Regions from separate parts of the Homo sapiens genome. Here regions 1 and 3 are each linked to region 2. A link is an interaction called in ENCODE POLR2A ChIA-PET data of the cell type or tissue named here. Cell type or tissue: MCF 10A. All regions are shown on one strand.

Region 1 (4,000 bases), 210 kb after region 2:
GTGATACACCACATAAACAGAATAGAAAACAAAAATCACATGATCATCTCAATAGATGCAGAAAAAGCATTCGACAAAATCCAGCAAGCTTTATGATTAAGACTCTCAGCAAAATTGACATAAAAGGGACATACCTCAATGTAATAAAAGCCATCTATGACAGACCCACAGCCAACATAATATTGAATGAGGTAAAGTTGAAAGCATTCCCTCTGAGAACTGGGACAAGACTAAGATGCCCACTCTCACCACTCCTTTTCAACATGGTACTGGAGGTCCTAGCCAGAGCAATCAGACAAGAGAAAGAAATATAGGGCATTCAAATTGGTAAAGAGGAACTCAAATTGTCACTGTTTGCTGATGATACGATCGTTTACCTTGAAAACCCTATGGACTCCTTCAGAAAGCTCCTGGAACTGATAAAAGAATTCAGCAAAGTTTCCAGATACAAGATTAATGTACACAAATATAGCTCTTCTATATACCAACAGCGACCAGAGAATCAAATGAAGAACTCAACCCCTTTTACAATAGCTGCAAAAAATAAATAAATAAAAAATAAAATAAAATACTCAGGAATATACCTAACAAAGGAGTCAAAAGACCTCTACAAGGAAAACTACGAAACACTGCTGAAAGAAATCATAGACAACACAAACAAATGGAAACACATCCCATGCTCATGGATGGGTAGAATCAATATTGTGAAAATGACCATACTGCCAAAAGCAATCTACAAATTCAATGCAGTCCCCATCAAAATACCACCATCATTCTTCACAGACTTAGAAAAAACAATTATAAAATTCATATGGAACCATACATATGTAACTAACCTGCACATTGTGCACATGTACCCTAAAAAAAGTATAATAATAATAAATAAATAAATAAAAATTCATATGGAACCAAAAAAGAGCCTGCATAGCAAAAACAAGACTAAGCAAAAAGAAACAAATCTGGAGGCACCACACTACCTGATTTCAAACTATACCATTAGGCCATAGTCAACCAAAACAGCGTGGTACTAGTATAAAAATAGGCACGTAGACCAATGGAACAAAATAGAGAACGCACAAATAAACCCAAATACTTATAGCCAACTGATCTTCAACAAAGCAAACAAAATCAAAAAGTAGGGAAAGGACACCCTTTTCAACAAATTGTGCGGGGATAACTGGCTAGCCACATGTGGGAGAATGAAACTGGATCCCCATCTCTCACCTTACACAAAAATCAACTCAAAATGGATTAAGGACTTAAACCTAAGATATGAAACTAAAAAAATTCTAGCAGATAACATTGGATAAACCCTTCTAGACATTGGCTTAGGCAAGGATTTCATGACCAAGAACCCAAAAGCAAATGCAATAAAAGCAAAGATAAACAGCTGGGACCTAATTAAACTAAAGAGCTTTTGCATGGCAAAAGGAACAGTCAGCAGAGTAAAAAGACAACCTACAGAGTTGGAGAAAATCTTCACAGTCTATACATCTGACAAAGGACTAATGTCCAGAATCTACAATGAACTCAAACAAATCAGTAAGAAAAAAACAAACCATCCCATTCAAAGAGTGGGCTAAGGACACGAATAGACAATTCTCAAAGGAAGATATAGAAATGGCCAACAAACATATGGAAAAATGCTCAACATCACTAATGATCAGGGAAATGCAAATCAAAACCACAATGTGATACCACCTCACTCCTGCAAGAATGGCCATAATCTAAAAATCAAAAAAGAGTAGATGTTGGTGTGGATGTGGTGAACAGGGAACACTTCTACACTGCTGTTGGGAATGTAAAGTAGTACAGCTGCTATGGAAAACAGTGTGGAGATTCCTTAAAGAACTAAAAGTAGAACTACCATTTGATCCAGCAATCCCACTAATGGGTATCTACTCAGAGGAAAAGAAGTCATTATTTGAAAAAGATATGTGCACGCGCATGTTTATAGTGGCACAATTCACAATTGCCACTATATGTCATTGGTATTATGGAACCAACCCAATCGCGGAACCAACCCAAATGCCCATCAATCAACAAGTAGATAAAGAAACTGTGGTATATATACAATGGAATACTATGCAGCCATAAAAAGGAATGAATTAACAGTATTTGCAGTGACCTGGATGAGACTGGAGACTATTATTCTAAGTTAAATAACTCAGAAATGGAAAACCAAACATTGTATGTTCTCACTGATATGTGGGGGCTAAGCTATGAGGATGCAAAAGCATAAGAATTAGGTAATGGACATCGGGGACTTGTGAGGAAGAGTGGGAGGGGAGCGCGGGATAGAAGACTACAAATACAGTGCAGTGTATGCTGCTTGGGTGATGGGTACACCAAAATCTCACAAATCACCACTAAAAAATGTATTCATGTAACCAAATACCACCTGTACCCCAATAACTTATGGAAAAATAAGATTTTAAAATAATAAATAAAAGTACTTTGAAAAAATTTTTAAAATCACTAGTGTTTCTATACACCAATAACAGACTACCTGAAAAAGAAATCAAGCAAGCAATCCCATTTGAAATAGCTAAAAAAAATGAATATCTAGGAATAAATTTAACCAAGGTGATAAAAGACCTGTACAATGAAAACAATAAAACACTGATGAAAGAAATTGAAGAGGATACAAAAAAGTGGGAAGACATCCCACATTCTTGGACTGGAAGAATTAATATTGTTAAAATGACCATACTACTACAGATTCAATGCAATTCCTCGTATGATACCAATGACATTCTTCACAGAAATTAATTCTAAAATTTGTATGGAATCACAAAAGACCCCAAAAAACCAAAGCAATCCTGAGCCAAAAAAAAAAATAAAAGAAGAAGAAGAAGAAGAAAAGAAAAGCTGGAGGCATCACACTATCTGACTTCAAATATACTACAAAGCTACAGTAATACTATGGTTTTGGCGTAAAAACAGACATACAGACCAATAGAACAGAATAGAGAACCCAGAGCTAAATCCATGTATTTACAGCCAACTGATTTTCTTTTTTTTTTTTTTTTTGAGACAGAATCCTGCTGGAGTGCAGTAGTGGTTTGATCTCGGCTCACTGCAGCCTCCGCCTCCCAGATTCAAGAGATTCTCGTGCCTCAGCCCCCTGCGTAGCTGGGATTACAGGTGTGTGCCACCACACCCAGCTAATTTTTGTATTTTTAGCAGAGACGAGGTTTCATGATGTTGGCCAGGCTGCTTTCAAACTCCTGACCTCAAGTGATCCACCCTCCTCGGCTTCCTAAAGTGCTGGGATTGCAAGTGTGAGCCACCATGCCTGGCCAAGGCCAAATGATTTTCAACAAAGTTACTTTCATTCATAGGGAAAAGGACAATCTGTTTAATAAATGGTGATGGAAAAACTAGATATCCATATGCAAAAGAATAAAAATAGGCCCCAATATCTCACCATTTATAAAAATGAATTTAAAATGGATTAAAGACTTAAACATCAGAACTGAAACTATGAAACTACTAGAAGAAAACATAAAGGAAACACTTCAAGACATTGGTCTAGGCAAAGATTTTATGAATAAGACTATAAAAGCACAGGCAAAGAAACAAAAATAGACAAATGAAATTATATCAAACTAAAAAGCTTCTGCACAGCAAAGGAAACCTTCCAATAGAGTGAAGAGACAACCTGTTGAAAGGGATAAAATATTTGTAAACTATTCACCGAACAAGGAATTAATCTCCAGAATATATAAAAAACTTAACTCAACAGTAGTAAAACAAATATTCCAATTAAAAAATTGGCAAATGGTCTCGGTGTGGTGGCTCACACCTGTAATCCCAGCACTTTGGGAGGCCAAGGTGGGCAGATCATCTGAGGTCAGGAGTTCAAGACCATCCTGGCCAACATGGTGAAACCCCATCTCTACTAACAATACAAAAATTACCTGGGCATGGTGGCACGTGCCTGTAGTCCCAGCTACTCGGGAGGCCGAGGCAGGAGAATTGCTCGAACCCAGGAGGT
Region 2 (4,000 bases):
CATAATGGTTGAACTAATTTACACTCCTATCAGCAGTGTGTAAGTGTTCCCTTTTCTCTGCAAGCTTGCCAGCGTTTATTTTTTGACTTTTTAGTAATAGCCATTCTGACTGATCTGAGATAGTATCTCACTGTGTTTTTTATTTGCATTTCTCTAATGATTAGCAGTATTGAGCATTCTTTCATATGTTTTTTAGACACATGTATGTCTTTTCAAAATTGTTCATGTCCTTTGCCCACTTTTTAATGGGGCTGTTTGGTTTTGCTTATAAATTTGTTTAAGCTCCTTATAGATGTTGGATGTTAAATCTTTGTCAGATGCATTGTTTGCAAAAATTTTCTCCTGTTCTGTAGGTTGTCTGTTTACTTTGTTGATAATTTCCTTTGCTGTGCAGGAGCTCTTTAGCTTAATTAGATCCCATTTGTCAATTTTTGCTTTTGTTGCAATTGCTTTTGGCATGTTTGTCATGAAATCTTTGCTAGTTCCTATGTCCAGAATGGTATTTACTAGGTTATCTTCCAGGGTTTTTATAGTTTTAAGTTTTACATTTAAGTCTTTAATCCATCTTTAGTTTATTTTTGTACGTGGTGCAAGGAAGGGGTCCAGCTTCAGTCTGCTTCATATGACTAGCCAGTTATCCCAGCACCGTTTATTGAATAGGGAGTTATTTCTTCATTGCTTGTTTTTGTGAGATTTGTCAACGATCAGATAGTTGTGGGTGTGCAGCCTTATTTCTGGGCTCATTCTGTTCCATTGGTCTATGTGTCTCTTTCTGTACCAGTACCATACTGTTTTAGTACTGTAGCCTTATAGTATAGTTTGAAGTCGGGTAGCATGATGCCTCCAGCTTTGTCATTATTTTTTTAAGAGAGTCACCCAGACTGAAGCGCAGTGGCATAATCATGGCTTACTGCAGCCTCAAGTTTCTGGGCTCAGGTGATCCTCCCGCCTCCTGAGTAGCTGGGACTACAGGCATGCATCACCATACCAGGCTATTTTTTTGTATTTTTTGCAAAGACAGGATTTTTCCTTGTTGCCCAGGCTGGTCTCAAACTCCTGGCCTCAAGCAGTCTGCCTACCTGGGCTTCCCAACATGCTGGGATTGCAGGTGTGAGCAACTGCACCCAACCAGCTATGTTCTTTTGGCCTAGGATTGCCTTGGATCTTCAGGCTCTTTTATGGTTCCATATGAATTTTAAACTAGTTTTCTTTAGTTCTGTGAAGAATGTCATTGGTAGTTTGATAGGAATAGCATTGAATGTATAAATTGCTTTAGGCAGTGTGGCCATTTTAATGATCTTGATTCTTCCTATCCATGAACATGGAATCTTTTTCCATGCATTTGTGTCATCTCTGATTTCTTTGAGCAATGTTTTATAATTTTCATTTTGGAGATCTTTCACCTCCCTGGTTAGCTGTATTCCTAGGTATTTGTGTGTTTGTGTGTGTGTGTGTGTGTGTGTGTGTCTATGTGTGTGTGGCAATTGTGGATGGGATTGTGTTCCTGATTTGGCTTTCAGCTTGACTGTTGGTGTATAAGAATGCTAGTGATTTTTGTACATTGATGTTGTGTCCTGAAACTTTGCTAAAGTTATTTATCAATTCAAAGAGCTTTTGGACAGAGACTATGCGATTTTCTACATAGAAAATCATGTCATCTGCAAACAGGGTAGTTTGACTTCTTCTCTTCCTATTTGGATGCCTTTTATTTCTTTCTCTTGCCTGATAGTTCTGACTCGGACTTCAAATACGATGCTGAATAGAAGTGGTGAGAGAGGGCATCTTTGTCCAAGACATATTTCTACTACATTCTCAGAGATGTCCTTACACTATGAATTTATCTTCCTCTTTTCTTCTGTCCACCCCATTCCATAAATCAGCTTGAACCCTGGGTCATGCCATATAACCAATCTTACTTATTTCCTTGATTCATCCATCTAACAAATATTTATCAAATAGATACTCGGTGCCAGATGTTGTTCTGGCCTTTTGGAGATACAATGGTGAATATTCTGGAAGTGACCTCTGCCCTAACAGAGCATGCATTCCAGTGAGAGAACAAACATAAACAAGTAGATTGGTGGGGGGTGGGGGGTGGGGTGGATCTTGGTGTGTTCCAAGAACTGAATGAAGGCTAATATGAATGAAAAATGGAAAAAGTAGTGAGAGGTGAATGAACCTGAAGAGGTAGGCAGGGACCAGATCATAATGAACTTTGTAGGTCATGGTAATAGGAGATTGAGTTTATTCTAAGTATTAATATAAAAGGAGGCTGTAGTATGGACACGTCAACCCAAACTTGATGGGCCTGGTCAAAGACAGTAGTTTAAACTCTGGCATAAAATCCCAAAAGTAATTGAGCAAGCCTGAGGTCCCTATAAATCCTCAATTATGTAAACTTGTGCTTACCCTTGGCATAATGCCCTAACATTTTAAAACTAACTGTATATAAGATACAAAGTATGAGTCATATGTTCAAAATTGTGGTGTGCTGGTGACTCAAATATATAAATATCTCAGTTTACAAAAGTTACTTGACTCTTGTATCTCTGAGTCTATAAAAATTTATGCTTTAATTTTATATTTGTAAGAAGTTATCTGAAATGCTAATCTAAATTTAAAGTTCTTAAAATTATATTATGAATTTACTGAATTGTGATACAACTTTAGACCTAGAGCAAAATCTCTAGTTGGAGCTACTAGTTTGGGTTTTTTTTTCCACTTGTACATTTCTATATAATGAAAGCATATTATGTAATTCATTCTAGATTGTCTTGATTCCCCTTAAGTTACTGCTTAACTTTAGGAAACAATCAATTTCCTTGAGTAAGTGCTTTACATTGGTACCTAGTTTTGACAGCTTCATGCCATTCTAAATGTTGAAAAATGTTCTCACAGAGAGAATTTTGCTTCATCCCTAGAAGGACATCATGACAAACACAAAGACCTTGTGCAATTGAGGTTATTACATTGTTAGCTCTAAATTGTCATTATTTGGTTCTACATGAATTGTCTATGTAGCAAGGCAGCAAAATGAGGGGTAAAACTAGCAATAGCAATTTTTCTTTTAAAAATGTTTCCTGGATATCAATGTGTTAGTAGCAAAACTGGCTTAATTTTCAATTCATTAGCTTTCAAAGCATGTTCAAAAGTGAGAAAAAGAGGCAGAGTAAAAGTAATTATGATAGTAAAGAAGAAAAAGAAAGTTAGGGAGTCCACCACCTTAATTATAGAGCTACATCCATGAAAAGCCAAGTATTCAGTAAAAATTTGTATTTGTGTAAAACTGGTGGCTATCGCAATAACTTATGCATGAGAAAGGAGGTTTATACTTCTGCTTAAGCTCCTCTTCAAGCTAAACGTTATTTCTATCCTCAGCTACAACTTATATTTTTCCCTCGATAGTTTTTAATATTAATTCAAACATAGTGAGTCCTCCTTATTCCTCTAATTAATTCCAAAAAATGTCAATTCTACCACAACTTCTTCTACACCTGTTTCTTCCTATCAATTATCACTTTCACATCCTAGATCAAGTTATTGTTATAGTTCACATTAATTCTATTCCTAATCCACCTCTTTGTATCTTCTCTCCCCAATCTCCAATCCATTTTAAATGTTGTTATGAGATTAATCTTTCTAAAATATAATTGCAACCATGTTATTTCTCTGCCCCAAAGTCATCAGTAACATCCCCATTTTTCCTAAATAAAACTCTACTTTTCTTTTTCCAATATGCAGACTACTGTTTCCAATGCCCTCTATGATCCTCAACATCCCCCAAACACTAGGCTCTCTCACTTGGTTTGGGGTGTAGGGAGATTTCCCCCCTCCCTCCCCCCACACACTTCACCTCTTGGTAGAGAAGTGGACTAACAGAGAAGAAATCCCCCTTACAAATTCTCTCCCTCTCTACCTTCTCTCCCTATCTCCCCATCTCTTTCTCTTATATATTCAGTCTGCATGAGGAACCCAAGAGTTGTGTAACCAATTATCAGAT
Region 3 (4,000 bases), 270 kb after region 2:
TGCAAGATTTTTTATTAAACATACAGTGTTTTAACTTGGTCATATTTTCCCAGCCTTTTAGGGCCTACGCTACATGAGCAGTAAAATGAAGTTGAATATATAATTGCTTTAACTTTTTTTTTTGAAACAGAGTCTCACTCTGTTGCCCAGGCTGGAGTGCAGTGGCACAATCTCAGCTCACTGCAACCTCCGCCTCCCAGGTTCGAGCGATTCTCCTGCCTCAGCCTCCTTAGTAGCTGAGATTACAGGCGCCTGCCACCACACCTGACTAATTTTTTGTGTTTTTATTAGAGGCGGGGTTTCACCATGTTGGTCAGACTGGTCTTGAACTCCTGACCTCAAGTGATCTGCCCTCCTCAGCCTTCCAAAGTGCTGGGATTACCGGTGTTAGTCACCACAACCAGCCTTGTTTTAACTTTTTTATTTCTTAAAGTAAGATTTTGCACTACCACATAATGAAATGAAATGTTGGAGTTTTCTGTTGGGTTTTTTGTTTTTCTTTCCCTAGCGTTCTATTAAATAGCTCTTCCTCCCCTCATCTGTCTCTCATCAGGTGTCTAATTGTAAAATTATTTATGATCAATTTACTAACAGTTAAAACTTTTGGTGGCATAAAACTTATTTAGTAATTTGTTTTTCATTTCCTTAAATCATATATTTAAAAAAAAAAGATTAATGAAGCAGGTTACCATTTCATGCTTACCTTTTGCCAAAAGAGTTTTTCTTTTTTTAAAATAGTTATTTTGTCTGGGATTTTCTTTTTTTTTTTTTATGTTTCTTAGTATTTAAAAAATGTGCGTAATTGACTTGTTTTCTCAAGATTTATTTTTATAAAAAATGTATTGTTTTTTGGAAAATTGATCATCACCTCGTTTTAGTTAAAGTGTTAACTAAGAGCAGTGAGTATTGCTGACCACAGTGATACTCAGCATATCTTTATTGGTCGTCCAATGATATATTTTAACACCCTAAATCACTTTGTTCTTCCCCAATCTGGTAGAAATAGGTAGTTAGGATACCACCTGAAAAATTAAGTCTGTTTCTAAAACTGTACTGTTTTTACCCAAGAAAGTAAATAATGATTTCTGCCCAAGAAGAATCTAAAATAAAACAAACTTGTTATTTAAAAAAAAAAAAAAAGAAACGAATATAAAAGAAATTCAACATACATGCATGATCATGTATGTTCTAAGATCTGTTTGATTTTCATTAGAGGCAGAAGCAGGCATTTCTAAACATAGTAATCTGTGGTAGGTGATGGTGCTAGTAAATGACATTTAATGCAATGCTAATTTTACAGGTTTATAGATTATTTGCTGATCCAGTAACACTAAATAATAATCATAGTGCCATTCATTAAGTTGGTAAGGCCATTGATAAGCTAACTGTTTTAATTCCGCAGTCCAATCGTTCTACCGTGAAACTTCTAATAATCTTTTTAGAAAGAATTTAAGACCAATTGACTTTATTCCAAAAATTAGTCTTTAGTAAGTCCTGTTATATGTAGGATATTATATATTTGAATATAATTTTTTTTTTTTTTTTTGAGACAGAGTTGTGCTCTTTCGCCTAGGCTGGAGTGCAGTGGCATGATCTCGGCTCACTGCAACCTCCACCTTCTGGGTTCAAGCAATTCTCCTGCCTCAACCTCCTGAATAGCTGGGACCACAGGCACCCACCACCATGCCCGGCTAATTTTTATATTTTAGTAGAGACAGGGTTTCACCATGTTGGCCAGGCTGGTCTCAAACTCCTGACCTTTGGTGATTGGCCTTCCTCGCCCTCCCAAAGTGCTGAGATTACAGACGTGAGCCACCACGCCTGGCCTATATTTGGATATAATTATTTAAATGTATTACAAGGAAAACATTGTCTAAAAGTTAGAATAATTCCACTTGGTTAAATATATGACCATATGACCAGCTGTGAGCCTCATTATATTCCCCTAGTCAAGCTCATAGTTGGGATTAGGGGATAAATGTTTACTAGTATTGTTCTTCTTGTCTTAATATATAGCAGTTTTATTTATTTTTTTTAACTTTTAGGTTCAAGGGTACATGTGCAGGTTAGTTATATAGATAAGTTCGTATTACAAGGGTTTATTATACAGATTATTTCATCACCCAGGTACTAAGCCAAGTATCCAATAGTTATTTTTTCTGCTGCTCTCCCTCCTCCCACCCTTCTCTCTCAAGCAGGCCCTAGTGTCTGTTCCCTTCTTTGTGTTAATGAGTTCTCATCATTTAGTTCCCACTTATAACAGAGAACATGCAGTATTTGGTTTTCTGTTCCTGCATTAGTTGGGTAGGAAAAATGGCCTCCAGCTCCACCCATGTTGCCATTATTTTTTATGGTATAGCAGTTTTAATGCTCTACATTTTTACTTATTTGTCTATTTTTTTGTGTGCAGTGGGGAGGTAAATGAGTCTTAGCTACAGGATCTCTTACAGACTCTCGTATTTGTCATCCTTTTAATAAAAAGATCAGTAGAAAGATGATGGTCGATTGCCAGTGCTATGTACATAGCGAACATGTATTCAATATAAATGTTAAGTTCAAAAAATATCAAAGACGGTATAATCCATATTATCCCAATTTTGTTAGGTGGGAAAAATATAGAAAAATGTCTGCAAATAAATTATCAATGGTTTTATTTATTTATTTATTTTTTTATTTTTATTTATTTTTTTTTTTTTTTGAGATAGAGTCTTACTCTGTTGCCCAGGCTGGAGTGCAGTGGCGTGATTCTCATGCCTCAGCCTCCCAAGTGGCTGGGATTACAGGCATGCGCCACCATGCCCGGCTAATTTTTTGTATTTTAGTAGAGACAGGGTTTCTCCATGTTGGTCAGGCTGGTCTCGAACTCCTGGTGATCCACCTGCCTCCGCCTCCCAAAGTGCTGGGATTACAGGCATGAGCCACCGTGCCCAGCAGACAGTTTTTTTGTTTTGTTTTGTTTTTTAATTCTAATTTACTCCATAGTTAACAAATCAGCACCCATTAACTTGTGTGAATTTTTTTAAATGGATAACTTTATCAGTAGCTAAACCATAAATGGCTACCTAGGATTTGAATCGTGTCTGGTTTTTAAGGATAATGAAACAACTGCCATGTACCTCTTAGTGTGCCAACATATGGTACAGCTGTTAGACAAGACTCAGAAAGCATTGTTAATGGTGAGTATTGTTTTCCTAAAGTACATTTCTTAGGACTTCTATTGGCGGTAAATACAAGAGTAAGTAAATGAGCTATGGAACTGATCCTGTTCAGCAGTAGCGACATTCCAGATATAGTCAAAATTGACCCTGGCTGCTCTGTGTTGTGTTATTTTGGAATGTTTATCCACCTTTTATTTTAACTCACCAAACACTCACTAAGCGTTTTGTAATATCCCAGGCTCTCAGAATACACAGATGAATAAGAAAGTTCCTGCTTCTGAGAAGTTCACAATTTGGACTGTTTTAACATACAAAGCTCTATGTTAGAGAGATGCATGTCATATGGAAGCATGACTGAGAAAAAAAATTTAGTTTGCTAAGAAGAGTGATGCTAAGATGAGTTGATGAACACATTTCCCAGCAGTATTAGGGCAGGGGAGTATCTTAGGAGAAAATCAGAAAGTTTGTTAGGAGGGAAAGTGGTTTAGAATTCTAGCAAAAAGAGCAGTTTATGCCAAAGCAGAGATTTAAAATTGTGTGGCATGTTTGAGAAAGAGTAGATTTTGGTTGTGTGGATGGATCACAAATTGCTTGGGGGAAATAACAGGACATGAGTAGGTTGGAACTATTATTGAACTTTAGGGGGTTTTTTTATTTTTAATCCCTTTTACAACTGTTCTTGTAAAACAAGTGCTTGATTATTTTTCATAATTTGCTTAACCTCTTCATTTGTTTTTAAAGCATTCTTTATATACTAATTAAAATTTCACTTTCTCTTCTGTTAAAGAACATTTACACTTTTACAAATTATCTCTTTTTCATTTGACGTAACTAATTCAGTT

The links. ChIA-PET counts read pairs that join two places held together with the same protein. Peaks named below come from ENCODE experiments on the same cell type or tissue, not always from the same donor. Only the 100,000 strongest peaks of a DNase experiment are listed, where the experiment ranks them.
Region 1: POLR2A ChIA-PET joins it to region 2 with 6 read pairs; 2 of 35 experiments call an interaction of 5 or more read pairs at or near these places.
Region 3: POLR2A ChIA-PET joins it to region 2 with 5 read pairs; 2 of 35 experiments call an interaction of 5 or more read pairs at or near these places.

The regions. Positions count from the first base shown.
Region 1 is chr15:49,203,137-49,207,136 of GRCh38, reverse strand. The region is part of intron 2 of GALK2 (galactokinase 2); the gene reads right to left. Among named protein-coding and RNA genes, the nearest start is that of GALK2, 35 kb to the right of the region's middle. In MCF 10A, no CTCF peak of the experiment used is centred here; no DNase peak of the experiment used is centred here.
Region 2 is chr15:49,414,240-49,418,239 of GRCh38, reverse strand. All of the region lies in intron 11 of FAM227B (family with sequence similarity 227 member B), which reads left to right. Among named protein-coding and RNA genes, the nearest start is that of FGF7, 7.0 kb to the left of the region's middle. In MCF 10A, no CTCF peak of the experiment used is centred here; a DNase peak (open chromatin) is centred at 2,379.
Region 3 is chr15:49,148,946-49,152,945 of GRCh38, reverse strand. All of the region lies in intron 1 of COPS2 (COP9 signalosome subunit 2), which reads left to right. Among named protein-coding and RNA genes, the nearest start is that of COPS2, 4.7 kb to the left of the region's middle. In MCF 10A, no CTCF peak of the experiment used is centred here; no DNase peak of the experiment used is centred here.